Linked DNA regions of Homo sapiens: region 2 is linked to region 1. Evidence: chromatin contacts called from ENCODE Hi-C or POLR2A ChIA-PET data. All regions are on one chromosome and are shown on one strand. Each heading gives the region's core, a stretch centred on a gene start or an enhancer-like site at or near the end of the contact. The rest is flanking DNA. Distances are from core to core; before and after follow the strand shown.

Region 1 (2,522 bases), core at 16-2,515:
CAGGCAGGGCCATCGATGAGTGAAGATCTGCTTAAAAGACCACTTAGGTGACTACCCCAGATGGATAGATCTCAAGGCCAAGGATGGTAAGAGTGGCGACAGTGACAACAGACAGACATTTAGAAGTAGCATCTATAGGACTTGATTATTGACTGCATGTCGGGGAGTTGAGAAGAGGGAGATGTCAAGGATGATTTCCAGGTTTTGGGCAGGCACAACAGGATGTATGGTGGTGCCATCTACAGAGTTGGGGGTTCCTGGAGGAAGAGCAGGTGTGGGCTGTGGGGAAGTGGAAATGCTCAGTTTGGAACTTGCTGAGCTTGAAATACATATGAGCTATCCAAGTGGAGGCACGGTTAGCAGATTTGTGGGTCTGGAGCTCAGAAGAAAGGTCTAACTTAGAGATAAAATTTTAGGAGAACGCATAGGGTGTAAAGCGTCCCTGAAGAGCACCACCATTTAGGATAGGGATTGGAGAACCTTGCTGAGCAATGAGACAGGAGAGAAACCAGGGGAGGGAAATACCACGGGAACTAGGGGAATATAATATCCGAAGAAAGTTGCGCCTGTCCCAGGTTAAGCCCTTCTTGCAAGGCTTCAAAAACGCCGAAGTCTCTCAAAATACTTTCACACAGAGAAGTAGCAGGGGGTGCGTGTCCAAGGTGGCCGAGGCGGGGTGCACACTTGTGTAGGGCACTTTCCCCCCGGCCCAGCGCGGAGACAGGCGAACTGGAGAGCCGCCCTGCCCACGCAGCTCGCAGCTGCCATCTTGGACCCCGGCAGGACCAGCTCCTTTCAGGCGCTGTGAAGCCCGCTCGTGGCGGCTGCCAAAGTCCGGGGAAAAACACAGGGGTCGGTGACGAGCAGAGATACTCACCATGTCCGCGACGTGGCGGTGACACGGGCGCTGACGCCTGCCCAAAAGTTCCGGGGGCCGGCCCTGAAGTGGTGTCACCGCACGGCCCAGGGGCGGGGCCCGGGCGGACCAACTACAACTCCCGACATGCTCGGCGGCATGACGTCACGGAGCGTACCACACCGCAGTCCCTCGCGGACGGCGAGGCGGGGCGGGTAGCCGAAGACTTATGTTTGGTAAATTCTATTAGTTAAGTCTTTTCTGTCCTACAGAAGCTCACACATCCTTCTGTGTGTTCTTCGATGCGGATTCGAATCTCCTCGTATCCTCCCACAGCGTGCTTGGAATGGATTCTCCCGTACCCGGGGCAACACATCACACAATAAACGCCAGCTGTGGTGGAACGTGCAGAGGCGCTGCGCAGCCCAGGCGTGTCGCGCGCTTGGGAACCCTCGCCGCTCCCGCAGCGCAGTTAACGTGGACAAGCTGGGGCAACCTGGACGAGCTGGGGCAACCTGATCTCGGCTGTCGGAGTGGGTGTCCTCAAGAAAGGTGACTTGGTCCTCGCGGACGCCAGGTGTTGCCCCTTAGATACCTGCCACCTCCCAGCCTCCGTTTCCTCTCTGGGAAACAGACTCCTCATCACCTCCTCCAGTTTTCTGCCCCTTCTTCACCTCTCCTGACGCTCCATCCGTACCTTTTGCAAGGGAACGTGCCATAATTCGGCTATGCTCTATTTTCTTGTCTAATAGATTGTAAGCTCCTTGCGGGCAGCATCTATGCCTTCTTAAATCTGTTTCTAGTTTCTACCAGCAAGCTTGCCCCGAAGGGGATTGCAGAATATCTGTTAAATAAGTGAATGAATAATTTTGTAAATGTTGCTCAATAAGAGTTAAGTAGTGGCGGGCCGGGCGCGGTGGCTGACGCCTGTAATCCCAGCACTTTGGGAGGCCAAGGCAGACGCATCACCTGCGCTCACGAGTTCGAGGCCAGCCTGGGCAAAATGGTGAAACCCCTGTCTCTACTAAAAATACCAAAAAAAAAAAAAAAAAAAAAAAAAAAAAAAAAAAATAGCCGGGCATGGTGGCGGGTGCTTGTAGTCCCAGCTACTCGGGAGGCTGAGACAGGAGAATCGCTTGAACCCGGGAGGCGGAGGCTGCAGAGAGCCAAGACAGCTCCACTGCACTCCTAGCCTGGGCAACAGAGAGAGACTCCGTCTCAAAAAAAAAAAAAAATTAATAAGAAAAAAGTTAAGTGATGGGAAAGTTCTAGGCAAGAATTTCTTCCCTCCCTCCTCCCTGGCTCGCTTGTGTGCCGGGAGCTGCGCAGATGCGGGGATACCGTGAGAGGGAGGAACCTGTCTCAGCTCCTGCCCTTGTGCCGTGGAGCTTTGAAATATAAGGTAAATGAAAGTACTAAATCTTGACTGAAGTTTGGTTTTAAAGCATCTCTGATTAATGGAAGAGGTAGGATGTGGGGAAGGGCGTTGTATTTAGTTATGTTTCAGTTTAAAATGAATCTTCACTTGCCCCTTTGGTGTTACGTATTAGCAATGATTCATGCTCAGGTGAGCCAGTTTCAGGCAGGCTTGCAGAGAGGCACTCAAACAGCTTGCTTTAAATTTAAGGTAAAAGGCCGGGCGCGGTGGCTCACGCCTGAAATCCCA
Region 2 (2,522 bases), core at 1-2,500, 680 kb after region 1:
TGCTTAATGCAATCTTGAAGCAGACAAGTGCCCAGTACATGTTGGTGGCAGTTAGATGTAGAAAAGGGATCATGACAGAAGACTTGTTAACTGCCTCCAAATAACGCAAAACTTAGCATTACCTGGAAGTTTACCGTGGCTCAGACTCCAGTTTGATAACTTACAAAAGATTCAAGTATATAAGCATGAATGTCAGTTTATTCACTGCCAGACTTAATTCATCTCTTTTCCCTACCCCACATCAGGAAATGTATCTCCTGAGATCCTCTCCTGAATATTAATGGACAAACTCCATCAATATCTCATTACTATTTTTTTGACACAGGGTCTCACTCTACTGCCCAGGCTGGAATGCAGTGGTGCGATCACGGCTCACTCCAGGCCCAAGCGATCACCTCAGCCTCCCGAGTACCTGGGACTACAGGCATGCGCCACCAGGCCCGGCATTTTTTTTTTTTTTAAATATTTGTAGAGATGGGGTCTCCCTATGTTGTTGCCCAGGCTGGCCTGGAACTCCTGGGCTCAAGCCATCCTCCCACCTCCCAATCCCGGTGCTGGGATTACAGGTATGAGCCACCGAGCCTGGCTGCAGTATCTTATTTTTTAACTCTGTTCAACACTGACCCCACACCCCTTTAGATGCTCGCACCTATACGCTCTACCTTTCACACATATTTTTCAGATTAAGCAAAATACAATTTATTCCACTGAATAGAAAACGTTGCCTTCCATATCTGTCTTTGAATTTGTAGTCGTTCCGATTATAATTTGAGTTCTCAAACATTTGAATTACACAGTCTCTTGGTTCACTCCGACAGGTGTTTAAACAGGTGTGCGTAGGTCTTTCTACTTCAGCTCTCAGAGCCGGTCTTGTTTGCAGGTTAGTGGGTGGCGCACCTCGCGGTTGCTCCCACCCCACCCTTAGTAACAGGGTTTGAGTAGGACCCTGGGGTGGGGGAGTGGATGCTGCTGTTTCAAGCTCGTTCGCCCAAATACATCTTTCTACCCACCTTCCCTATCGTCAGAGAGGTGGCCTGACCCCAGCACGTGCAAGCTTGTCAGGCTGGGTAAGTTCCAGAACCTTCTGGAGCCAGGATTCTCTTTCCCAGCCCTGGGCCCTGAGCTCGGCGGATGGGATCTGCGAGGCTCGGGGCGCAGGGGAAATGGGGGCGTGTTCCTTTAAGGCGGAACCAGGCGGGGAGTGGGACGTCCCCCGCGGGCACAGCCCGAGCCGCACCTGGGGCCCAATTAGCCTGGAGCGCGGCCGGGTGTGTTGAACGTAGCAACCGCGGGCGGCGGGCGGCGGGCGGCGGGCGTCTGGGGCGGGCGGCGGCCGCGCTTCCCGGGGCTCCTGGCCCTTCGGCCCTCGGGGGTCTCACGGCGCTGGGACGAGGCGGGGCTGCTCTCCGCAGCCGGGGCGCTCGGCGGACGGACCCGGGCCGGGGAAGGGCGACCCCAGCGGCGCGGAGCTGAGCGTCCTCGGGGAGGAGAGGGAGCCAGGGGCCTCCGGGGCTCCGGGTGCGGGGACCTCAGGCTCCTCGCCCCGGCCCGGGCCGCCTCGGCCGGATCTCCGCGGTCTGAACTCTCGGGCGGCGGCGAGGACGGCGTGTCCACTGTCGAGGCATGAAGGCTGCTGTGCTGGACCTTGGGTCTCTCTTGGCCAAACTCTTCGAGACCTCGACGGCGCCCCCCGCAGGCCCCTCCTCCAGACCCTCGGGAGGTGCTGCCGCTGCAGGGTCGGGGGGCTCCAGGGCGGGCACCCCGTTGGGTACCGCCCCGACCCTCCTCCGCGCCCTGGCTCCGGACTCCCCCTCCGCCTCGCGGCGGTCGCCCGCCCCGCTGCTCTCCTCCCCCTACTCCCGGGGCTCCGCCGCCAGCCGCGCCGCGGGAGCAGTGGGGACCCTGCTCTCTTGGCCCAGTAGCCCTAGAGCGGGTAAAGCCCCGCCCCAGCCCCCCACTCCCTCCGGCGGGGGCTGCTCCCCTGCTCGCCTGGTGGTCCCAGCGCGGCCGCCCTCGGGCCCCGGCGGGGTCTGGGCCGCGCTCCCCAGGAACCCGCTCCAGCCTGGCCCCGGAGAGCGAGAGCTCGGCGCCTGCGTGGCCCCCGGGGCTGGCCCCAGAACCCTGTTCCTTACGCTGCCTGACATCGGCGAGGAGGGGGCCTCGGACGGCGACTCCGGGGATGGCGAAGCGTGAGTAGCAGCGTGGTCCGGGCGCGTGTACCTTTTGCCGGGACCCCCGACCCCTCCGCCTGCCGCACTCACCTTCGCAGGTGCACTTCAGGAAATGAAATATTTGTAGTAACTTTCATAACCCCCTGGGCACCCTCCTTGCACGTTTCCTGGGTTTTTACTCCTTGGCTTTGCGGGCTTTCAGACATAAGCTGTGACATGCTTTGTCCAGCTTTCTCAGAGTGAATCCTAAGGGGCCTTGAAGGAAGGGACAGAATTTTGTTTCTCTTCTACCAGAAGCATTGCTACTTAGAGTGTTTGTTTGGTTTTCTTAAGGACTTTTTGAAGTCCCTT

What was found. A loop is a pair of places that touch in the nucleus more often than their neighbours do. ChIA-PET counts read pairs that join two places held with the same protein, here RNA polymerase II (POLR2A). Pooled maps may share reads with other maps.
Region 2: a pooled map shows a loop between it and region 1 (4-fold over the local background). The contact joins the promoter of FAM149A here to the promoter of CFAP96 in region 1. A Hi-C loop is called at or near these places in 1 of 50 pooled maps. POLR2A ChIA-PET finds 5 or more read pairs at or near these places in 3 of 52 experiments (CD4-positive, alpha-beta T cell, WTC11 and activated CD8-positive, alpha-beta memory T cell).

Annotation. Positions count from the first base shown.
Region 1 is chr4:185,424,989-185,427,510 of GRCh38, forward strand. CFAP96 (cilia and flagella associated protein 96) reads left to right here and starts at 1,266. Exons shown (of 8, transcript NM_001114357.3): 1 at 1,266-1,408. It overlaps UFSP2 (UFM1 specific peptidase 2), which reads right to left and starts at 976. Exons shown (of 12, transcript NM_018359.5): 1 at 878-976. The coding sequence starts at 880. RefSeq lists enhancers at 740-849, 920-1,279.
Region 2 is chr4:186,103,454-186,105,975 of GRCh38, forward strand. FAM149A (family with sequence similarity 149 member A) reads left to right here and starts at 1,251. Exons shown (of 14, transcript NM_001395294.1): 1 at 1,251-2,189. The coding sequence starts at 1,624. RefSeq lists a silencer at 1,171-1,230.